2 separate regions of the Homo sapiens genome follow, and region 2 is linked to region 1. A link is a contact called in ENCODE Hi-C or POLR2A ChIA-PET data. All regions are on one chromosome and are shown on one strand. Each heading gives the region's core, a stretch centred on a gene start or an enhancer-like site at or near the end of the contact. The rest is flanking DNA. Distances are from core to core; before and after follow the strand shown. Region 1 holds the start of PCK2 (phosphoenolpyruvate carboxykinase 2, mitochondrial). Region 2 holds the start of NFATC4 (nuclear factor of activated T cells 4).

Region 1 (6,722 bases), core at 1,578-4,077:
CAGTTATTGTACTTGGGGAGCTTTCGGATGAGGCCCTGCTGCTCCAGCAGGGTCAGTGTGGCAGTATTCTCAGCCTCAGTTCCATCACAGATGTGGATGCCCTCTGGTTGGCACAGGCGGGCACTGTGCTCTACAAAATCTCGAATGCCAGTGGGAAGCTGGCCCAGATCTCCACTAAGCACTCGCAGGGTCTGGATGCTACGGCATGATGGCCAGCCCAAGGGGCTCAGCCCATGCCAGTTAAGCCTATAGGAGAAACAGAGGCAATGAGCTAGTTGCTGTCATCGAGAGTGGACAAGGCAGGTGGTGGAGAGACAGAAAGCTTGGGCTGCAGCCTGCTAAAACATGTCTGCATGCAGGGACCATGAAGAGCAGGTTGCAGTTGGTGTGTGGGATGTGTTCAGGACACATGTATCTTGTAGCCTTTATGAGGCTTGAGGAGGGTGTCTCCTGCTCAGCGAGGGACAGATATGGCCAAATGAGCAAAAAAGGCACATGCCTGGCTGTGTGGAAGTATACATGTAGGCATGCTGATGTTACTGCCTGTGTAGCCCATGCCCATGTTTAACTGTTTAATCAACGTTTAGAAATAAGTAGGGAGATGGCTGGGCACGGTGGCTCATGCCTGTAATCCCAGCACTTTGGGAGGCTGAGGCAGGTGGATCATGAGGTCAGGAGATCAAGACCATACTGGGCAACATGGTGAAACCCCATCTACTAAAAATATAAAAATTAGCCGGATGTGGTGGCGTGTGCCTCTAGTCCCAGCTACTCAGGAGGCTGAGGCAGGAGAATCGCTTGAACCCGGGAGGTGGAGGTTGCAGTGAGCCGAGATCGGGACACTGCACTCCAACCTGGGCGACAGAGCAAGACTCTGTCTCAAAAAAAAAAAAAAAAAAAAAAAAAAAAGAAATGAGTAGGGGCCTTTGGCCCAAGTGTCAAGACAAGAAGTTGGGCCCAGGTGACAATTTCATATGTCTGGTATTTGAAGCCTCATCCATTTTATTTCCATTTTCAAGTATAGTTTTTTATAAATTAAAATGGCAGCTGTGTTTATTCTTTCCTTCTGGTGTGTATGCTGTAAGACTATGAAAGCCCCAAGCAAAGGTCACAGTCTTTCCAGTGCCAGGTTTCTAGATGAGGGCTCTTGCACAGAGAATAGGTGACTGGATGCTGGGCTTCCAGGCCCTGATCTGCTGCTGCCCACTTGGACCAACAATGGTTGCATAAAATGTTGCCCTCGGGTAAGTATTTCTGAACTCTGCGGAAGGTTGACCACTGGGGAATGAGTGTCACTGGCTGGGGTTCATGGGCTTAATTCTCAGGAGGTCAGCGTCCTGTTGTCTGTCCTCTCATGGCCCTGGGAGACAGAGAAGCAACGTCTGCTCTGATTGGCCTGGACTCAAGGTGGAGTAAACCCGAGAGAGCAAAGACCATGAAGGGGATGTTACTCTCCTCCTCTATCAAGGCCTCGCCCATCAGAAACTGCCCCCACACCCAGGACCACGTGACCCCGTGCTTCCCCTGGCTCTTCTTCCTAGAGGCCACATGCCTAGAGAGCTTTGGTGTTGGTGGGAGGGTGGAACAGCAGCTTGCTGGCAGCTCAGACTCAGAGGGTGTTAGCCTGGGGAAGGAAGAAAGCTCAGAGCATGGATACGGGAGCTTGAGTCTGTCTGGGGTAGAAGCTGGGGTGGTTTCCGCTAAAGCAGGATAGATGATCAGTGTGGCCCCAGGGGCAGGGGAGGAGGGCTACTGGGACCTGGGTCTGTTCCTGCCTCAGAGGGAAGTTCTCCGTGAGCATCAGTTTTCAAGCACACAGTCTTGAGGACAGCCTCTCTCTCCCTGGAGCCTGGCTCACGTTATCTCTTGTGAAGCCCCCACACCCTCTTGCAGCCCTCTAAGTGGGACGTTTCCTTCAGAGACCACCCACAAGGGCTGCCCAAGTGGAACGGGCTGTGCGACAGATGTGGGTCACTTCCGACTCTGGGACAAAAGCTGAGAAGAGAGGCCTCAGAGAATAAATAGGAGACTAAGAGGACAGGCAGACAAACAGGACGAGCCTGGGGGCTCCAGGCCTGGACGGAGGAAGAAGCCAGCTATGTAAGAAACGAAGGCAACTTGGCGCCCTCCTCCCACCTTGCTTGCCTCCCTCCCCTGGGCCCAGGTCCCTCGGGCTGCTCTGGACTTCCCGCCAGGTTCCAGTCCTTCCAGTCCGGGAGAGGCCGGGAATGGATATTTAACCTTCCACCTTCTTTAGGGGGCTCTGAGCTTAGTCTCCCGGGGCTCACGTACCCTTGTCCCCAGGGCCCTGCTGCCTCTCGAAGTACCCTGGGGCGCTGGCTGAGAGCCCGTTAGAGGTCCGAGGGAGGTATCTGGGAAGGAAAGGAGGATATGCGGAGACCTGGCTCAGCAGAGAGGAGCGAGGAGAGAGAGGAAGTTCTGAGAGTGGCAGATAGAGATCGCGCGGTCAGAGGCGAGCGAGGCAGAGAAGGGGAGGTGCAGGCGGAAACGAGGAGCACCGGCCGGCTGCCCTCCCAAGAGACGCGCGGCGCGGGAGGCTGGACCCACAGCAGTCGCCCCTGCCCGCCTCCGCCTAGGATGGGAAACCTGGCGGAGGCTGAGAGCAGGAGAGCGCCACTGGCAGCCCCGAGGGGGCGAGCGCAGCGGAAGGTGCGGGTGGGCCCCGGGCCGGGGGTCACTCACCGCAGGCCAGGGCGGTACAATGCGGCCATGGCACCTGGGCAGGGGCTGCGGGGTGGCCAGGAACCGAGCGGAGCCGGGGAGGTATGGAAGGCGGGGAAGGAGGGAGCGCGGCGAAGCGAGCCACAGCAGAGGCTGGCGGGAGGCGCTTAAAAAGGAGGGGGGCAGGCGCGGGGGCGGAACCTGGTAGGGCTGGCACTAGCTTTCCTCCGCCCCGCTGGCAGGCCAGCTCCCTCGGCCCCGGGGCTCCAGGCTCCAGGTCAGCCCAGCCGCCGCCCCAACCCCTGCCTCCAAACCGCCAAACCCATCTCTCCCATTGGAGGACTGGGTCCACTCTTCGGCCCCCGACTTCGAGGCCCCGCCCCCCATCCGCCACCGCCCTCCCAGCCGCACATGATGTAACTTTGAGGACTCTTGCTCCCGGGAGAGACACTAGGTGGCAAACAAGCTAGGAACGAGGGGCGAGGCCAGGGGCGGGAGACTACAGGGGCCAGACGTCTAGAAGTTAGGGGGTTGGGCATTGCCTTTCCAGTTCCTCCTCCTGGGGACGCGACACCCTGAGTCCTGGGCCTTTCTGTAGTCCAAGTGCCCAATGCTAAGGTCCACTTAGTCCCCAACTCCTAAATCCCCGTTTCTCCTCCTGATCAAGGCTCCTTTCTGCCTTGCCATGAAATGGTGGAGTCTCTCTACCCCTGGGTCTCTTCCTTGGTCCTCTGATCTGGTCATTCTCCTCCCCCGGCACATCCCCTCTTCCCCTGACGGAGTCTTACTCTGTCACCCAGGCTGGAGTGCGTGCAGTGGCGCGATCTCGGCTCACTGCACACTCCGCCTCCCGGGTTCAAGCAATTCTCCTGTCTCAACCTGCAGAGTAGCTGGAATTACAGGCGCCTGCCACCACACTCGGCTGATTTTTTGTATTTTTTGTAAAGACGGGGTTTCTCCATGCTGGCCAAGCTGGTCTCCAACTCCTGACCTCGTGATCCGCCTGCCTTGGCCTCCCAAAGTGCTGGAATTTACAGGCGTGAGCCACCACGCCCGGCCTGGTCATTCTTTCTCTCCACAATCCAATGAGGAAACTCATCTGCCCACCCAACTACCATCATAAAGTCCTCAGGTGATTTCTCAAGCTATACCTCCATTGGGACATCTCTCTCCAACCTGAGACCACTGGATATCACCCACAATGCTATATAGCACCTCAAACTCAGCATATCTATGATGGGTGTCTGCTCAGCATCCACTCGCCTTTTCTGGTAATAGCACCCTGATTTTCTTTTGGGGAACCATCTCCTCAGTCTGTATTGTCATGTGGGTCTGATGTCACCCCTCTTGGGGGTAGGCTTGCAGCTTAGCCAACTTTTGTGTTCCTCACTCTGGCCACAGCAATCAAGGATGTTCAAGGATGGGCATGAGATCCCTCTCTGGGACTTTTTCTAAAACTTTGGAAGTTAGCTCTCTTTCTGCTGAGTTGCTGAGCTGGTAGAATATAAGCCTGGAGCTGCTGAGTGTTAGCTTGGCACTGCAAAGCAGGAACCTGGCTGAGACAGAAGCCAGCCTAGAGGAAGCAGAGCAGGGAGATGGCGAGCAATGGATTCCTGATTTCAGTTACAGGAATTGATGCATTTCTTCTCTTGCTCAAGCTAATTTTAATTGGAGTTCTGCCACTTGCAACAGAAACAGTCTTGATTCTCAGATTTCTTGGAGTTCTATGCTGGAACATAGTGGGATAAGGAGAGCTGGTCTCCAGCCACGGGCTTGCTACTGGTCCCCGTCTCTTCCCCCTCAGGCTCTAGCCTACACTCAACCTCAGGTATATGTATTTGGATCTCTTTCCCCCCAGTTCATAGATCCAAACTCTGTCCACACTTACCCAGCTGCAAACACATACCTCTTGGCCAACCTTTGGGCCTAAAGGTGTGCACACTGGTGGCAGCATGGTTGACCTGAAGGTCATCATCTTCTCCATAATCCTGCACCTGCTCTCATGGTTTCCTACCTCAGCAAATGGCACCATCATCTGGCCAGTTGCCCCAAAGGGAATCAGTCTAGACTATTCTTATCCTGCATAGCTAATCAGATGCCAGGACCTTTGGAATTGTACTTCTCAATTAGCCCTCAAGTCTGCAACTATCCCCATGGCCAGGGCCTTAGTTCAGGGCTTATCTCTCACCTGGCTTCAGGTGATAGCTTCTAAGGCACTTCTTGGACTCCTGCCTCTCCAAACACCAACCCCTCTCCCTACCAAGCCACTCCCCACACTGTGCATGCAAATCCACTTGGAAAGTTAAGAGAGAAGAATAATGTTTATGCTATGGACAGTAGGTGCCAGGCTCTGTGTCAGCAACTCTGCATGCATAATCTCATTCTGTTTCACAACTATATTTTACATATGTGGACACGGGCTTAAAGAGTCATTTGCTCGGTCACCCTAAGGGAAGAATCAAGGAAAAAGGGAGGCAGGACCCCAGAAGTATGCCAACATATAACACCCTAAATCAAAGGTCAAATGCCGCACTTGACCTCCAAGATGCCTGCTTGGGCCTCTTCCAAGTGTACTTTCCTTTCTTTCATTCCTGCTCTAAAGCTTTTTAATAAACTTCCATTCCTGTTCTGAAAAAAAATTATTCATGAATATTTTATACTTTTATCCTATTATGAATGAAATGTTCTAATTGTTTACCACAAGTACATACAAATAAAATTGCTTTGTGTATATTGAAAAAAAAAAGAGTCATTTGCTCAAAGTCACACAAATGGTTAGCAGGAGAAATGGAATCTGAATCCATATCTTTCTGACTCTAATTACCAAGTCCCCCTCTCCCTATAAATCCTATACTGTCCCCTTGATTTACCATTAAAAATTAGATCATATCACTCTTAAGCTTAAAATCTCTTCCAGGCTCTTTCCATCACATGATATCTTATGTCCTTCATAATCTGACTCCTATTTATCTAATGTTGTCACCCCCACATCCCCACTTGCCTCCTTTTCTCCTACGTACTGAACTCTGAAGTTTCCAGAGCACTTCTGTGAACTTTTTCTGGGCATCTGCACTCAAATTAAACACACACCATCCTGGCCAACATGGTGAAACCCCGTCTCTACTAAAAATACAAAAATTAGCTTGGTGTGGTGGCGCACGCCGGTAGTCCCAGCTACTCAGGAGGCTGAGGCAGGAGAATCGCTTGAACCCGGGAGGCGGAGGTTGCAGTGAGCCGAGATCGCACCACTGCACTCCAGCCTGGGCAACACAGTGAGACTCTGTCTCTAACACACACACACACACACACACACACACACACACACACACACACACAGGCCTTTTCTGTTCGTCCCTTAGAATGAACATCTATTTCATCTGTGTTGCTTCTATCCCATGTATATGCCTATATTTTTGTACTTTACTATACTGTAGTTACTTTTATATCTCTGTAATCCTCACTAGAGTGATGATTTCAGTCTTGTTTTTCTCCTAGTTCCCAGCAGTACCTGGCCTATAACAGGCACTTAATAAAAGTTGGTTGAATAAAAGAATGAATGAGTGCCACGTTTCTGAATTCTTCTTCCCCACCATTACTTTCTTCTCTAGCTTTAGGCAGATGGAGCAAGGGGCTCACGTGCAGATTTCCTTGCACTGCTCATTTCCCCTTATCTGCCACACACTTTTCTTTAGTTCCCTGCCGGGAGAGCCTGGCCCACCAGCTGGCCCTATGTCCAAGGAGTACCACCAGGGGGCAGAGTGTGATCTGCATTGTCCTCTCTGGGGCCTCTGGGTTCATCCCTGAAGTCTCACAGCCCGAGTAGTGATGCTGTGGTGTGTAGCCCAGATTCCCGCTTCAGGATCATGATGCTCATTGTTCCAGCTGCTGAGTGTTGGCTGCTGATAGCTCACAGCTGAGTACTTCCTTGAGCACTATCTGTGGCCAAAGGGAGCTGTCTCACCAAATGCAATGCCCGCTTCCTGGGGGCAGTATGTATCCAATGAATGGTTGTTATAAAGTACAGAGGCCTAGCCCTTTGT
Region 2 (6,354 bases), core at 3,187-5,686, 270 kb before region 1:
GCTGTCTGTCCTTTACCTTGACTACGGGGTGACCGCCAGGGGCAGCTTTGACAGCTCCACGGCTGCCTTCTGTCTCATAGTGGGCCCGGTGGTGGGCTCTAGGCTGTACCTCGATCCTCAGCTCCAGCTGCTCATATTGGCTGGGCAGAGGCCAGTCCAGTGGGGGTAGGGCAGAGGTCCTGGGTGGGAGAGAAGAGCATTGATCATGTGCAGCCTCAGACCCCAGTCAGGCCCGTACTGGATCTGTGAGGGAGGAGGGGGTATGGGTCTGAGAGAAAGGAAAGCACAGAAGAAATAAAGAAGTACATTAACACTTGTGAAAAGAAGGGAAAAAAGAATTTTTTTTAAACTAAAAAAAGGACAAAGAAATGAAGAAATCCAAAAGTCCAGAAGCAAGGGGAAGTAGGGGACAGAGCCCCTTGAGGTGTGAAAGATGACAACAAGCCTAAAACTCCCTTCTTCCCAGCTCTGAGCGCAGGGGTTGGGGTGGAAAGGCTTCACTTGGATACAGAGGATTCTCAAGCCCATCTCAATCCCTAGACCTGGATGGAAAGAAAAAAGAAGTGCCGCTTCAGACCAGAAAAGGCCTCAGATATGAACCCTTTGTTTTACAAATTAAAAAATTGAGGTGCGTTGGCTCACACCTATAATCCCAGCACTTTGGGAGGCCAAGGCAGGGGTAGGGGATGGTGTGAGGATGGCTTGAGCCCAGGAGTTTGAGACCAGCCTGGGCAACATGGTGAAACCCCGTCTCTACAAAAAATACAAAAAGCAGCTGGGCGAGTTGGTGCTCCTGTAGTCCCAGCTACTCCTGCTGAGGCAGGAGGATTGCTTGAGCCCAGGAGGTTGAGGCTGAGTGAGATCACACCACTGCACTCCAGTCTTGGTGACAGAGCAAGACACTGTCTCAAAGAAAAAAAAAAGAGAGAGAGAGAAAGAAACTGAAGCCAGCAGCTACTGACAGACCTAGGACTGAGCACATTCTGCTCTCAAGCCAGCTCCCTTTCCACTAGTTGGGGCTTGATAGGTGGAGTTCCAGGGAGCTAAGGGTTTCAGATGGGACAACTTATCCTGTATTGTGCTCCCTGATACCCTAGGACAGTGGATCTCAACTGGTAATTGCCCCCCAAGTAATTGCCCAGATATTTGGCAATGTCTGAAGACATTTTTGGTTTTCCCAACTAGGGGAGTGGGTGCTACTAGCATCTAACGGGTAGAGGCCAGGGAAGCTGCTAAACCATCCTACAATGTCCAGTACACCCCCACATAACAAAGAATTATCCTGCTCAAAATAGTAGTGCTGAATTAACAGTGCTGAGGTTGAGAAACTTTGCCCTATGGGAAACCCAGGGGTACCAGTGTTAACGTTTCTTTCCCCTAGAAACTTTTCTGGACAGAGCCAGCTCAGTCTAACATCTCAAGATTTAAGATTATTGAAATGGGCAAGATTCTCTGAGGGTGGAAGGAATAGAACTGCAAGTTTTAATATGAATTATTTGACTTGCAAATATATGCTATTTTATTCAAGTTAGCAGCTATACTTTTAAGCTAGTAGGTCAGGCTCTAGAAATTAAGGAATGCAGAAGGGGAATTTCCTGCAACAGAGTGGAAATCTGCTTAGGTCTGGCACCTATTGAAAGGGCCAGAGTGGAAGGCTGAAATCCAGCCCAAGTTCCACACTCAGCCACATGCCAGTGCAGAGCGGGGGCTTGGGAGCACTCTATAGGCTACAGGAACACCTCCTTAACCTAGTTGATCCTCCTACAATAGCTAGGGGTGGGAGGGTGGAGGGGCTTTTTCTAATTGTCCCACAGGGAACTGTTGCCCTCTTGTAAATCATCCAGAGGTGCACTTTTTTTTCTAGTTCTCTTTAAAACCAGGTAGTTGGCAGCTGCTGAGCTGGTTGCAGATACTCTTTTGAAATTCAGAGGGCATGAAACTAGTGTCTTCAAATCCATCCCTTGACCCTCCTGCTCCCCTACTGGAATGGCTAGAGAGAGCGGTAGTGCCAGGCGCAACCCTCACCTGAAGATAGGGCTGTGTCCCCCAATCCGGGCCTTGGACCAAGCGAGTGGGGAGGGCACTGCCAGGTAGTCCATGCCAGCCACCTCCTTCCGGGAACCTCCTGGAGGAGCCACAGACTCCTCTGCTCCCAAGGGCAGCTTCCCATTGCATGAGGCAGGCTCCTCAGACCGAGGCAGAGCCACTGCCTGCTCGCTGGAAGTCCGCCGTGTCTTCTGAGGGATGCTCTCAGCTGGTGGGGCCCCCACATAGTCAAAGGGACCAGGGGAGCCCGGGTCCCGGGCCAGAGGCAATGGGGGTGGTGGAGGTGGCTCAGACCCCTCTTCCCCCAGGCTGCCACGGCGGGACAGAGCTGGGGAGGCTGAAGATGGGGTTCCCGAGCTGGAATAGCGCCGCTTGCCACATGGAGAGGCAGGCCGCGGGGAGGCTGGGGTGGGCCCAGGAGCACTGAGGAGTAGCCAGCTATCCTCTGGCCCTCGGCCTCCGGGGCTTGGACCATACAGGCTCCAGGGATCTTCGGGGGTCCATGGCCGAGGGGAGGCCCGGGGCGAGGGCAGCGGGGAGCCCAGGCCAAAGCGGGAGGCCGCCTCATTTAGCTCAGACTCCACCTCGTCGCAGGCTGCATACAGGGCTGCCTCGTCAGAGGCATCGGAGAAGAAGCTCCACGAGGACAGGCTGCTGCTGCCAGGGCTTGGGCTGAAGAAGGCCCCCCCACCCTGGCCCCCTGCTTCTCTGTAGCCCCCAAAGCCTTCTGGTGGGGGGTAATCTCTAGGAGAGCCGTCCCCCCAGGCATCAGGGTTGTCCTCCAGCGCTGCTGGCGGCTCCGGCGTGGGAGAGATGGAGGTGATGCGGATGCTGGGACACTCGAGAACACGGCCACCCCCAGCACCCCCAGCACCCCCTCCTGGTCCTCCCAGCCTCACCGACCTGGCGGGCTGGCTCTCCCAGGTGCCAGGTGAGGGGGCTGGTCGCGGCGGTGGCGAATGCATGCCAGGCCGAGGGGGTGGAGGTCGGGGAATACCGATAGGTGCAGCGCCATAGGGAGGGGGCTCTCCCAAGGCCAGACGGCAGCATGGCGGGGCATCCTCTGAGTCCAGTTCTGTCAAAATGGGAAGAGGAGCAGAGGGAGAGGGGGAAAGAGAGAAGCAGGTGAGATGGCTATGTTCCTTGAGTGGCCAGGCCGCAAGTCCTTCTATGCTCCCTGCCCCTCAGCAAAGAGACCTTCTGAGCCACAAGACAAAAGCAGAGTTGGACCTGGGAAGATGGAGGAGATTGAAGCAGGCATGCCAGGCCTTTGCCCACTGGCCCCTGGATCCTAGGACCGAGGGTACCCGATCCAGTGGGTCTTAAGGTGAGAGAGGTGGGTCCAGAGGGGCTGGAGCTGGGGCTGGGCCTGGAGGCGTGTTTCTTGAGGCACTGGGCTGGACTGGGGGCGACTCACACATGAACCCAATTAGCAGCGGTTCCCAAACCCCCAAACGGCGCTGGCAGGAGCCCCAGTTGCCATCGCAACCGTGGCCAGAGGGGAGGGGGGCGTCAGGGCTGTGGTGACGAGGGGAGGTGGCTCCTCCCTCTCTCCTCGCCATCTAGGGGCGGAGGTGCAGCCGAGGGGGTGATGCGTGCTGGGCCCAGCCGGGGGAAGGGGGGCAGCGGGCAGCGCGGATTCGTGCGAGCGGCGGCCGCCGCCCCCGGCTCGGTCCCCGCCATCTGCCTCTCATTGCGGCCAGACGGGGGAGGGGGAGGGGCGCCCCAGCGAGGCCTGACAGCGCCCCCAGCCCCGGGCGTCCAGTCGGCCGGGCCAGAGCTCGGTCCGCCAGGGGCCAGCTCCAGCGCCAAACCTCCCCTTCCCCTGGCGGCGCCTGGTGCTGTTGGGGCCGTAGTTCCCGCCCGCCCCCCAGTTCAGTGACAGGCGGCCCAGCCGGGAGGCGGCGCACAGCCAACAGCACCCCCACCCCCACCCCAGTCACGACCTAAAAAGGAGAAAGTGGTGCCCGGGCCCCCAGCCTCACTTCCGCAGGCCAACGAGTCCCCCCGACTCCCTTCGACCTCTGACTCCCTCACCCCCCACCCTAGGCTCGCTGCCTTAAATTCCCCAGACTCAGGATCCCCGGCCCTCCTCTCACTGACCCCAAGACCCCTTCCCAGCCCAGCACTAACCTTCCCCCAATCCCCCCGCGCCCAGCGGGGGGGCCTCCTTTTCCTCCCCGAACACCAGCTTAAATTCCAGCTCCTCATCCTCGCAGCTGGCCGCCCCCATGGATCCGGCAGGAGCCCCCAGGTCCCGGCCTGGGTGGGAGGGGGGAGTTCAGGAGGCTGCTGTATCTTCACCCGGGTGGCTCCCTCCCTCCCTTTCTCTGAGAAGCCCCCTCCTCCGTCGCTGCCGCCTCCCTCCAGAAGCCCCCTCGTTATTATAGAAACTTTTCCAAACTTTTTTCCCCCAAACTTCTTCAAAGCGGTCCCCCCCCCAGCCTGTCCCTGATTGGCTGCCGGGGATGCTCCAGCCCCTCCTCCAGGGATGAGATGGGAAAACCACGCGCCCCTCGTCCTCCCCCACCCTCCCTCCCTCTGTCCTCTCTTCAGTCCCTCCCCCTCAAAAAAAAAAAAACTGAATTGGAAAACGGTCCTTCAAGAGTGATACTAATGTTGCCTATTGGTCCGCCGTTGTGACAATCATTTCCCGCAGAGAGCCCAGCCCCCACCTCCCCTAGTCTCAGTTCAAGGTTCTGGGTCCGAGAGCCTTAAAGGGGCCACATCCTGGGCCCCCAGGGTAGAGAGCCCACGGAAGACCCTTTTTTAAATTCTGAAGACTGTGTAGATAGCACCTAGCAAGGCAGAACCACTTCTCCTCCCCTTTCCCTCCAAGCCTGAGGCCAGGAGGGTCCTGGGGGCAGAGTGGCACCGAGTTGCTCGGAAGAGGAAAAGGCTATTCTTCCGCCTCCCTTGCCTGGGGCTACTCTGCCCGGGCCTTCTGGAAGTCTTTGCGCTGCCGAATCAGCGCCTCCATCAGCCATTCCTCCAGGACCCCCAAAGATGAAGAACGCTTAGCCAGCCTGGATGCCTCTGGGAGCAGTCCGAGCCAAAGAGGCTTTGAGAACTGTCCCTAGGCCCACAGCCCTTGATGGGCGTAGATCCAGGCCAGGCTTTGCCGCTGCCCTTGTCCCAGCCACCCAGAGGGGCCGTGAATTAGCCTCCACGGGAAGTTGGCAGCCTCCTCCCTAGAACTGTAGTCTGGAATGAATCTCTGACCCGATAGCATCCCACTCCGGCTCTTCTAAAAATCCTTGCCAGGTTTACTAGGGGCCTGAAACCTCCGGACCCTGTGGGTTCCCCTCCTCTTCCCCCTCCTTGGCCCCCCCGCCCCCAACAGGCTGGACACCTGTCACCTGGGCTGGAGGAGGAAGGAAGACCTGGACTGGAGTTTCCGGGAAAGTCAGGCTTGGAGAGGCCTGGGTTGTGTGAGAGGGAGTTAGATGGGAGATTCGTGACTCGGTGGGAGATACTGGCGAGGCTGGCGGGTAGGAGAGATGGGAGGGTGGTTATCATTTTCTCCCACACACACACAGTTTCAACCTCTCTTAGAGGCCGCGTCTCCAGTCTCTAAATCCCTCCGGTTCAGGGCCGCACCCCCAACGCCGCCCCATCCCAGCAACTAAACGGTTAAGCGACGGCCCCAGGTCAGACGTTTACAAACACTCAGAAGCCGGGCGGGGACCGCGCCCGTTACTCTAATGAGAAACAGGCTCTACGGGACTGGGGAAAGAAGGGAGGGCTGGCCCGACGGGCCGGAGCTCCGCAGCGGCCGAGGCGGCTTCCCTCCCTCCCCTCGGTCCTCCCTCGGGCCCGCCCAGGGGACCACCCCCCCAGTCCCCGGGGACCCCAGTGACGTGCGGAGCTGCCCCGGCTCCGAGCCCAGGGCCGCAACACAGGAGGGGCGGGGAGAAGAGCCCAGGCCGGCGGGGAGAGAAGAATGTTCCGAGGCCGAGCGGGGAAGCGGCCTGGTTTGATTTTCTTCTTTCTTTTTTTTTTTTTTCTTTTTTTTTTCTTTTTTTTCCTTTGGTTGGTCTCCTCAGGTTACATTTCCCTTCCAGCTTCATCTCGGAAATAAAGGAAGGAGAAACCCACGGGGAGGGAGGACGAGGAACACCTCGACCCATCAACCAGCCTGTACCTAAGAGGGCAAGGGAGGTGGGAAGCGGAGGCGAGAAAAGCAGGGATAGAGACCCCGAGGCCCAGCCCCTGTTCCCCCAGACTCTGCCCCTCCCCGGCCCCACTCCCCGCAGGCACAGCACATGCAGACGCACACATTCTTTTCAAATGTCATATTTCCTTTGA

Evidence for each region. A loop is a pair of places that touch in the nucleus more often than their neighbours do. ChIA-PET counts read pairs that join two places held with the same protein, here RNA polymerase II (POLR2A). Pooled maps may share reads with other maps.
Region 2: a pooled map shows a loop between it and region 1 (8-fold over the local background). The contact joins the promoter of NFATC4 here to the promoter of PCK2 in region 1. A Hi-C loop is called at or near these places in 6 of 50 pooled maps. POLR2A ChIA-PET finds 5 or more read pairs at or near these places in 2 of 52 experiments (AG04450 and PC-9).

Annotation. Positions count from the first base shown.
Region 1 is chr14:24,090,416-24,097,137 of GRCh38, reverse strand. PCK2 (phosphoenolpyruvate carboxykinase 2, mitochondrial) reads right to left here and starts at 2,827. Exons shown (of 10, transcript NM_004563.4): 1 at 2,704-2,827; 2 at 1-246. The coding sequence starts at 2,732. All of the region lies in intron 1 of NRL (neural retina leucine zipper), which reads left to right. RefSeq lists enhancers at 2,432-2,501, 2,155-2,804, 6,674-6,722 and a silencer at 2,812-3,061.
Region 2 is chr14:24,366,266-24,372,619 of GRCh38, reverse strand. NFATC4 (nuclear factor of activated T cells 4) reads right to left here and starts at 4,436. Exons shown (of 10, transcript NM_004554.5): 1 at 4,180-4,436; 2 at 2,026-3,121; 3 at 17-179. The coding sequence starts at 4,279. It overlaps LOC124903291 (a long non-coding RNA gene), which reads left to right and starts at 3,235. Exons shown (of 2, transcript XR_007064085.1): 1 at 3,235-3,373; 2 at 6,093-6,354. RefSeq lists an enhancer at 1,792-2,635 and silencers at 3,598-3,977, 5,696-6,005.